2 separate regions of the Homo sapiens genome follow, and region 1 is linked to region 2. Evidence: chromatin contacts called from ENCODE Hi-C or POLR2A ChIA-PET data. All regions are on one chromosome and are shown on one strand. The core of a region is the stretch at or near the end of the contact, and the rest is flanking DNA. Distances in the headings are between cores, read along the strand shown. Region 1 overlaps SMARCA4 (SWI/SNF related BAF chromatin remodeling complex subunit ATPase 4). Region 2 overlaps CARM1 (coactivator associated arginine methyltransferase 1).

Region 1 (5,021 bases), core at 1-2,500, 130 kb after region 2:
AGAGTCCCAGTGTGTGTTATGCCCCGAGCCAGTCAAGCTGAAGGGAGAGCGGGTGCGGGGGCCCTCCTCCGTGTCCCAGCCCGGCCCCTGGGATTGCGTCGCGGCCTCTGCTTGTCGACCTGGGTGCTGGCTGTCCTATTTTACTACTATTGACCCTGAAGGCCATCGAGGAGGGCACGCTGGAGGAGATCGAAGAGGAGGTCCGGCAGAAGAAATCATCACGGAAGCGCAAGCGAGACAGCGACGCCGGCTCCTCCACCCCGACCACCAGCACCCGCAGCCGCGACAAGGACGACGAGAGCAAGAAGCAGAAGAAGCGCGGGCGGCCGCCTGCCGAGAAACTCTCCCCTAACCCACCCAACCTCACCAAGAAGATGAAGAAGATTGTGGATGCCGTGATCAAGTACAAGGACAGGTAAGCGAGGAGGCGGGGAGGGCGGGGGCTGTAGGGGTCCCCGTGGGAGCAGGCCTGGCATCTGCACTCTGACTCTGCACACTCAGGCTTGGGCCGCTCACTCTTTCACTCATCCACAAACACTGACTGAATCTCTGTGTCTTTGAGCCTGGCCCTGAGGAACATGCTTTCTGGAACAGGGAAGCACACATGTATCTGCGGTGATGAGAGGGAATGTCACATGTGGTCGAGAGGAGAGGCAGGGGTGCGGGTCTCGGAGAAGGGGACATTGCAGCAGAGCCTTGAGAGAGGGGAGGTTGGGGAGAGTGCACCAGCAGAGGCCACAGCAGGCGGAGAGGCTCTGCCAAAGTTGTGGCCTGGTGGCCTCAAGGGATGAGGTGGGATGAGGGGTTATATGGCAGTAATGGGTGCTGCCCGTGTGGCCAGGAGGTTGGGGACAAGAGGCTGGCATGTCTGGAGCAGAGAAAGTGGCAGCCCTCTCCTGTCCTTGCACCCTCCCAGGCTACCTGTGCCATCTCTGTGTTGGTGAGATGGTGGCCACACTCCTGCTCTCTGCCAGGCCCTGCTCCAAGCCTGGAGATCGCTGTCCTCACAGACATGTCCTATATACGAGGCAGCATGCGGTTCCAGCTGTGGCCACGGCCCAGCGGCGGATCATAACGTGTTGGTGGATCATGAGTGCCATTTATATGTTTTTCATTTACTAATATCCTTTTCCGTGAGCGACTCTATATGGGTACCATTTAAATAAGAAGAAAGGAATGTTCTCAGCAACTCCCCAGGGAGGCATGTGCACCTTCTGCCAGCCCAGGGCAGGTCACAGAGCTGGGCAGGAGCCAGCAAAGGTGTAAGGCCCATGCCTGGCCCAGGACTCACCCAGTCTTCCACTCTCCAAGGTCTTATTTCACTTCCTGGTACACACTGGCCAGTACGGCTGTCCCCGTAATGGGAGGGTTGTACTGTTTGATTTTAAATAACAGTTTGCTGTTAGTCATGAAGCAGAGCGTGGGGGAATTGTATCTGTTGGAGGGGAAAGTGAAGGGAGCCCACATGCATGGTTTGGAGAGAATCTTACCAAGTGTGAAGTTTTAGAGGATGGTAACAATTGGAGTGCCTAAATTAATGAGTCAAAATTACCGCGCAAGGCCAGCTGTGGTGGTCCACACCTGTCAGCCCAGCACTTTGAGAGGCTGAGGTGGGAGGATCACTTGAGGTCAGGAGTTTGAGACCAGCATGGACAACATGGTGAAAACCCATCTTTACTGAAAATAGGAAAACAATTACCTGGGCGTGGTGGCACGCTTTTTGGGAGGCTGAGACAGGAGAATCACTTGAACCCAGGAAGTGGAGGTTGCTGTGGACCAAGATTGCACCACTGCACTCCAGCCTTGGGTGACAGAGCAAGACGCCCACTCCAAAAACAAAATACTGCTTAAAAAGGTTCTTTTAGCCAGATGCGGTGGCTCATGCCTGTAATCCCAGCACTTTAGGAGGCCAAGGCGGGCGGATCACTTGAGGTCAGGAGTTTGAAACCAGCATGGCCAATATGGCGAAACCCCCTCTCTACTAAAACTACAAAAATTCGCCGAGCGTAGTGGTGCATGCCTGTAATCCCAGCTACTCGGGAGGCTGAGGTAGGAGAATCTTGAAGCTGGGAGGCGGAGGTTGCAGTGACCCAAGATCACATCAGTGCACTCCAGCCTGGGGGACAGAGTGAGACTCCGTCTCAAAAAGAGAAAAAAAGAAAGGTTCTTTTATTATTGGAAGAGAAACAGATGATGAAGGAAAGGAGACATATTCAAGTTCAATGCCAGATCTGAAAATGTCATGTGTTGTCAGTATTGAGAAAAAAATATATAGACTCTAATTCACAAACCTAACTCCAAGGCTAAGTCCTCAAAGAGGAAAGCAAGTGGAGGACTTAAGTTACTTAAAGTGCGGGATACAGCTGCGGGCAGTAGCACATGCCTGGGGTCCCCACTACTTGGGAGGCTGAGGTGGGAGGATCACTTGAGCACAGCAGGTCCAGGCTACAGTGAGCCATGATCACACAGCTGCACTCCATCCTGGGTGATGGAATGAGACCCTGTATCTTAAAAAAATGAAATAAATACAGAATACTTATTTAAAACATGGGCCAGGTATAGTGGCTCGTGTAATCCCAGCACTTTGGGAGGCTGAGGTGGGCGGATCACTTGAAGTTAGGAGTTTGAGACCAGTCTGGCCAACATGGCAAAACCCCATCTCTACAAAAAATACAAAAATAGAAATTAAACTGGCATGGTGATGCGTGCTTGAGCTCCCAGCTCGGGAGGCTGGGCACGAGAATCGCTTGAACCCAGAAGGCAGAGGGTGCAGTGAGCCAAGATTGCACCACTGCACTCCAGCCTGGGTGACAGAGTGAGACAATACCTGAAAAACAAAAAACAAAAACAAAAAAAGGGAATTCGCAGAAATCTAATGACAATGACAGACCCTCCCCATGTTTTATTTCTAATGATAATCTTGTGAGGGAAACTTAACATTACCAACCTAAAGAAGACCCTTGAAGCGCAGTGGGGAAAGCACGGGTGTCTCCATCACACTGGTCTCCTGGGTATCCACGTAGAGAGGATGAGCCTCGACCACCCCCACACACGCACACACCATGCACTTGGATCCACGTGACATGGACTGTGGATGTAAGAACGTGAAAGGTAAAACAAAATTCTAGAAGAAAGCACGGGAGAAAATCTTCATGAGTAGGCATCGATTTCTTCCACGGGAGCCAAAAGCCACTAATCACAAACAATTGAGAAATTAGACCTCACTGAAATTAATAACATCTGTTTATTAATGGACACGCTGATGGAGACAGTGAAAACTCCTCATAGATGAGGAAAAGACAACACAATTTAAAGCTGGACAAGAGCCGGGAACAGACGCCTCCTTACACAGGACATCCCAGGACTAATCAATGTGGGGAAAGGTGCTCACGTCATTGCATTAGCATCACAACTTCAAGAAAATGCTCGTTAAAACCAGAGTGACTTGCACCAGCACCCGCCCCAGAACGGCCGAATGCCCATCAGTGCTGGCAAGTCTGAAGCAGTCTGGCCTCACACCCTGCGTGTAGGAGTATGCAGCTCTTTGGCAATCTCTTCTGTTTTGCTTTGTTTGTTTTTAACCATCGAACTGCAGAAGATAATATTTTCTGAGGCTCAGCCTGTACATACCCTCTGACCCAGCAGCCTGCAGCCCTCGTTCTACCCAGGAGAGCTGAGTGCATCTGTCCACACCGACAGACGTGTCCATAGCCACTTTGGTCATAATCTCCCAAAACAAGAATCAGCCCAGTGTCCATCTACAGGGGCATGGATCAGTGGAGGCCTAATCGTACAGGGCCCCAAACAGCTGTGAAAACAGACATAGTACTGCTACCTGGAAGAAGCTTACATTTTGTTGAGTGAAAGAAGCCAGACACTAAAAAGGGCATACTGGCCGGGCACGGTGGCTCACGCCTGTAATCCCAGCACTTTGGGAGGCCGAGGCGGGCGGATCACGAGGTCAGGAGATTGAGACCATCCTGGCTAACATGGTGAAACACCGTCTCTACTAAAAATACAAAAAATTAGCCGGGTGTGGTGGTGGGCGCCTGTAGTCCCAGCTACTCGGGAGGCTGAGGCGGGAGAATGGCATGAACCCAGGAGGCGGAGCTTGCAGTGAGCCGAGACCGCGCCACGGCACTCCAGCCTGGGCGACAGAGCGGGACTCCGTCTAAAAAAAAAAAGAGGGCCTACTGTGTGCCTCCAGTTCTGTGAGGGTCAGAAGCTGATCCACAGTAATGGCTGCCAAGCAGTGCTTACCTTGAGAGAGGGAATAGCAGGAAAGCCACACGACGAGCCTTCTAGGATACTGGGGATATTCTCTCTATAGATCTGGATGTGTATATGATGTGTACATTCACCAAGGTGTACACATGAGATATGTACACTTCTCTGTATTCCATTACACCTTGGTTTTTGAAAAGACAGAAACAGCATGCTCAGCTTATTAAGAACCTGAATATTTTCAGACAAAAAGTATGTCTAGTGTTAGTCCACTTTTTTTTTTTTTTAGTTTTAGACTCACAGAGCCCTCTTAGGGTCATATTTAGTTGTATATCATCTGACAAAAGAGGGAATGGCTCACCCAGCTGCTACAGTCAGTCTTGTAGCCTTTGTAAGATTTGATGATAAATCATACAATAAATTAAAACTTTCGGCTGGGCACAGTGGCTCACGCCCATAATCCCAGCACTTTGGGAGGCCGAGGCGGAGGATCACTTGAGCCCAGGAGTTCAGATGAGCCTGGCCAACATAGTGAGACTCTGTCTCTATTTAAAAAAAAGAAGAAAAAAAAAGTCTGGGTGTGGTGGCTCACGCCTGTAATCCCAGCACTTTGGGAGGCTGAGGCGAGCGGATCACAAGGCCAGGAGATCAAGACCATGCTGGCTAACACAGTGAAACCCCGTCTCTACTAAAAATACAAAAAATTAGCCAGGCGTGGTGGCGGGCGCCTGTAGTCCCAGATACTCGAGAGGCTGAGGCAGGAGAATGGCGTGAACCCGGGAGGCAGAGCTTGCAGT
Region 2 (5,160 bases), core at 1,490-3,989:
CTGAGCCCCTCTCCCACATGCGGTTGTGTCTGTAGGACACACCCTAGCCCTGGAATCGCTGGGTTGGGGGTGCATCCAGCTTTAGCTTTGGTGGCTGTTGTGATGTCTGCTCGTCCCCCTCTTTGCAGCCACCAGCAGTTGTCGACGCAGGGTGGGGGACCTAGGAGGCCGCAGCAGGGGACGGCCCTGAGGCAGGGCCGGGGTCACAGTGAACTCTCTTTTTTTTTGGGGGGGGTCTCACTCTGTTGCTCAGGCTTGAGTGCAGTGGTGCGATCCTGGCTCATTGCAACCTCCACCTCCCGGGTTCAAGTGATTCTCCTGTCTCAGGCTCCTGAATAGCTGGGATCCACCACTGCAACTGGCTAATTTTTGTATTTTTAGGCCAGGCATGGTGGCTCACACCTGTAATCCCAGCACTTTGGGAGGCTTAGGTGGGCGGATCACCTGAGGTCAAGAGTTCGAGACCAGCCTGACCAACGTGGCAAAACCCCATTAGCCAGGCGTGGTGGTGGGTGCCTGTAGTCCCAGCTACTCGGGAGGCTGAGGTGGGAGAATCGCTAGAACCCGGGAGGCAGAGGTTGCAGTGAGCCGAGATGGCGCCACTACCACCTCCAGCCTGGGCAACAGAGTGAGAATCTGTCTCAAAGAAAAAAAAAATAGTTTTTTTTTTTTGGTATTTTTAGTAGAGACAGGGTTTCTCCATGTTGGTCAGGCTAGTCTCCCAACTTATGAGGTCAAGCAGTCCGCCTGCCTCGGCCTCCCAAAGTGCTGGGATTACAGGCATGAGGCACCGTGCCCGGCCCACAGTGAGCTCTTAACAGGCTATGGCCAATCGCAGCCATGGTTGGGGCGCCAGCGAAGCAGGCAGAGGGGCACCCAATGCCCATGTGTGGATGGAGGCTGTCCCTTGAGAGCAGGTCTAGGGAGGGCCCCATGGCAGGAAGACGCAGGGAAGCCCACATGGCCCTGCCCGCCTGCAGGTCTTGGTGAAGAGTAACAACCTGACGGACCGCATCGTGGTCATCCCGGGCAAGGTGGAGGAGGTGTCACTCCCCGAGCAGGTGGACATCATCATCTCGGAGCCCATGGGCTACATGCTCTTCAACGAGCGCATGCTGGAGAGCTACCTCCACGCCAAGAAGTACCTGAAGCCCAGCGGTGAGCACTGGGGGGTACACAGGCCAGGCCCCTCGGTGGAGGCCCTGGCTGCCGCTGAGCCAGGCCATCAGTGCTTCAGCTCCCTGCTTACTGTCGGTGGCCCGGGGTGTAGGGAAGCCTGGGCTTTTCCCCCGCTCCCACCCCAACCCCACTCCAGCCAGCTGTGGCTTTTGGAGCCCTGGGCCCCAAACACGGCCAGACACCCAGCTGCCCACTCGCCCAGACAGGGTACACAGGATCTCCTGGCACCTCTGCCGTCCCATGTCCTGCTCCTGCGGGACAGCCTCTGGCTGGGAGTGGGGATTGGGACAGGTTCTGTGGTCAGCAGTTCCCCAACAAGCCCTGCTCTCCTCACAGTCCAGGAGGTGGGGTGGGCGAGCATGTGTGCAAATGCAGGGGTGTGGGTGCGAGTGTACGTGTGTGAGGAGGTGAGGTAGCTGTCTGGCAAGCCCATCTGTCACTTCCCATCCGTGCCTCTGGGTATGGCCTCTGGTCACTGGGTGACTGTTTCTTTTTTTGAGACAGAGTTTCACTCTTGTTGCCAAGGCTGGAGTGCAGTGGTGCGATCTCGGCTCACTGCAACCTGCACCTCCCCAGTTCAAGCAATTTTTGTGCTTCAGCCTCCTGAGTAGCTGGGATTACAGGTGTGCACCACCACGCCCAGCTAAGTTTTGTATTTTTAGTAGAGATGGGGTTTCACCGTGTTGGTCAGGCTGGTCACGAACTCCTGACCTCAGGTGATCTACCCGCCTCAGCCTCCCAAAGTGTTGGGATTATAGGCATGAGCCACTGTGCCTGGCCTGGGTGACTGTTTCTATTTGCCCATCTGTCTTGGGGTCTGTGCAGCCCTGACGCCTGAGGCATGTGCCTGTGGCTCTTCTCATGCTAGGTATGTGAGCGTCTGAGCATTTCTGTACAGGCAAGCAGCTGTGTGTGCGTGTGGCAGGGTACAGGTCCCCAGCCAGGGTAGCAGCCATGGGATGGAGCGTGGGCAGCAGCAGGCTGGTGGGGCTTGTGCAGGCAGGGGCAGGGGGGAAGCTTCCACTCTCATCTCTGGCCCGCCCTGGATCCAGGCCCTAGGGTCCTGGCTGGCTGTGCTCCTGGAGGTGGGAGGTGGCGTCCCACAGCTGTGTCTCATGTCTTGGGTGTGAGTATGGGAAGCAAGGCTGCTCCAGGGGCTGTGGGCCCCACTCTCCTCCCCTTCTGCCCTGATGGTGGGGATGGGGGTGGGGACAGCCCCAGCAGAGAGGGCCCCTCCCGATGGGACATGAAGCCAGATGGCAGTCAGGCTCTGTGGGCAGCTGCATGTGCCCCCGACGTCCCAGCAGCCAGCTTGCAGGGAGGGGGGAGGCCAGGCCTGTGCAAGGAGGACTCCTGTCCAGCTCAGGAAGCTCTTCCAGGGGTTAAAGGCAGCCCTCCCCTCTCCCAGTCACATGTCTTCTGGTCAGCAGGAGCCAGAGGTTCCTTCCAGGCTGGGTCACTTCCCATGGTGCCCCCAGGTCCCCCAGGGCAGAAGCCGCAGCATGTGCATCTCCCTCCCCGTTCCAGCAGCTGCAGCCCTGCAGCTCTCGCCTCGGGTACAGCCTGGTGGCGTAAGGAGGAGGCAGAGTCCCACTGATACCTCAGGATCTCCTCCCCCAGCTTGCAAGGCTGGGGGGCCCACATCTGGAGGCCAGGTGCTCCTTGGGGCAGGCGGGGCTGCGGGGCCCTGATCCTCCCTGCCACTGGCCCTGACTCATGCGTCTACCCTTGAGTCACAGAGGGAGGCCCTGCCCTTCCCTCAGTCTGTGTGCCCAGACCAGGCAGGCCAAGTGGCCCATCCTGCCGGCTGGGTGCCTGTGCCAGAACCTAGGCAGTCCCTGTGGTGTGGATTTGGCTTCCCCCACCTGGCTCTTGGCCTCAACTGAGGTCCCCAGCGGCGTTGGGGTAGCCCGGGGCCCACCACCCTCCCTCTGTCCAGAGCAACTTTGCTATGCTTTCCCGGCTGCACACATGCACAGACGGCAGGGCCTGAGAGGCAGCGCCTGGCCACATCCCGGGCACTGCCTGCTTCCCCGTGAGTCTTTGGCAGGTCCCTCACACCTGCCAGGTCTAGTAATAGGACATAAAGATGAGCCACCAGCCTCCCAGTCTCAGGTGGAATTCGTGAGCTGGTGCAGGTCAGGTACCCGTGGTGGTGATGAAACACTGATCAGAATAGGCGCTCGGTGCCACTGTCACAGGAGTGCAGGAACGAATGGATGACAGGCTGGGAGCACCCAGGGTTGGGGGTCTTGGGGTCCTTTGGAAGCTCTGCCAGGCAGTGTGGGATGTGTCACCTGACGCCAGCACCCCTCCCTGCCCCACTCCCAGGAAACATGTTTCCTACCATTGGTGACGTCCACCTTGCACCCTTCACGGATGAACAGCTCTACATGGAGCAGTTCACCAAGGCCAACTTCTGGTGAGTGTGCCCTGGGTGTCCCGCCTGGGCCCCACAGCCTGCCTTCTCAGGGACAGCCCCAGCTCCCCAGAGAGCCTGCACTCCTCTTTTTCTGAAAGACTTGGGCTAGATGAGGGCTGACTGGGAGAGAAGGCAGGGCTACCCCACCTGCCTCTTCTGCAGCCCTGACCTTGCTGTGGGGGTGGGGCCTGTCCACAGGTACCAGCCATCTTTCCATGGAGTGGACCTGTCGGCCCTCCGAGGTGCCGCGGTGGATGAGTATTTCCGGCAGCCTGTGGTGGTGAGTAGGGCCTCCAGGGTACTGCTGCAGTGATCACTTGCCATTGCTGTGCAGCTGTGCAGCCCTCAGGAAGCTACAGCCCCTCTCTGAGCCCTCTCCTCTGCCCTGCACAGCGCTCTCACAGAGATTTGGGCCAAAAGTGTCAATGCATGTAGACACTTAGCACACAGCACACATGCAATACATGTGGAACATTATTAGGTGAGGCTAAGGCAGAGGGGGCATTTAGGCTCAGGAGTTCAAGATCAGCCTGGGCAACACAGAGACGCCATCGCTATTTTTAAAATTAAAATAAATAAATAATAAAAATAAAAAAGAACCATTACTAGATGAATTTATCCTTGGTGAGCTGATGTGATTTATTGATTGATTTTACTTGAGATTTTTGATACATAGATCCATGATTTAAAAATCAAAAGGAAAAAAAAGCTAGGTGCAGTGGGTCACACCTGTAATCCCAGCACTTTGGGAGGCCAAGGCGGGCAGATCACGAGGTTAGGAGATTGAGACCAACACGGTGAAACCCCATCTCTACTAAAAATACAAAAAATTAGCCAGACGTGGTGGCGGGCGCCTGTAGTCCCAGCTACTCAGGAGGCTGAGGCAGGAGAATGGCGTGAACCCGGGAGGCAGAGCTTGCAGTGAGCCGAGATCGCACCACTGCACTCCAGCCTGGGCGACAGAGTGAGACTCCGTCTCAAAAAAAAAGAAAAAAAGGTTCCATTTTATTCTGTTTTCCCCCTGCTCTTGATGTTTTTCATTCGTTTTGGGAGACTCTTGGACTATCTTGGATACTATCTCTTTAAACACTACGTCTGCCCCATTCTTTCTCCTTCTGGGATTCCAATTACGTGTACAGTGAACCTTTTCACCATATCTCAGATGATTGTTATACTCTTTTCTGTCTTTTCCATCCATTTTTTTCTCTCATTTTCTTTTTCTTTTTTTTTTTTTTTTTGAGACGGAGTCTTGCTCTGTTGCCCAGGCTGGAGTGCTGTGGCATGATGTCAGCTCACTGCAACCTCCACTTTCCGGGCTCAAGCGATTCTCAGACTCCTGAGTAGCTGGGAGTACAGGCGCTTGCCACCACTCCCAGCTAGTTTTTTGTAATTTTAGTAGAGATGGGGTTTCGCCATGTTGGCCAGGCTGGTCTGAAACTCCTGACCTTAGGTGATCCGCCTGCCTCGGCCTCCCAAAGTGCTGGGATTACAGGCGTGAGCCACCATGCCCAGCGTGTTCAGTCTTTTGTGATATCACTGGGGAGTGAATGAGTGAAAAA

What was found. A loop is a pair of places that touch in the nucleus more often than their neighbours do. ChIA-PET counts read pairs that join two places held with the same protein, here RNA polymerase II (POLR2A).
Region 1: a loop to region 2 is called in a map of astrocyte of the cerebellum, with 5 times the contacts of the local background. The contact joins two enhancer-like sites. A Hi-C loop is called at or near these places in 2 of 168 maps with a recorded cell type or tissue (G401 and astrocyte of the cerebellum). POLR2A ChIA-PET finds 5 or more read pairs at or near these places in 1 of 52 experiments (GM12878).

Annotation. Positions count from the first base shown.
Region 1 is chr19:11,041,146-11,046,166 of GRCh38, forward strand. It overlaps SMARCA4 (SWI/SNF related BAF chromatin remodeling complex subunit ATPase 4), which reads left to right. Exons shown (of 35, transcript NM_003072.5): 30 at 162-415. Among named protein-coding and RNA genes, the nearest start is that of LDLR, 46 kb to the right of the region's middle. Within about 2 kb of position 1,251, at least 7 of the 41 ENCODE cell types and tissues checked have a DNase peak (open chromatin) inside an H3K27ac peak, as active enhancers do.
Region 2 is chr19:10,912,897-10,918,056 of GRCh38, forward strand. CARM1 (coactivator associated arginine methyltransferase 1) reads left to right here. Exons shown (of 16, transcript NM_199141.2): 6 at 981-1,158; 7 at 3,511-3,601; 8 at 3,800-3,881. Among named protein-coding and RNA genes, the nearest start is that of YIPF2, 13 kb to the right of the region's middle. Within about 2 kb of position 2,740, at least 2 of the 41 ENCODE cell types and tissues checked have a DNase peak (open chromatin) inside an H3K27ac peak, as active enhancers do.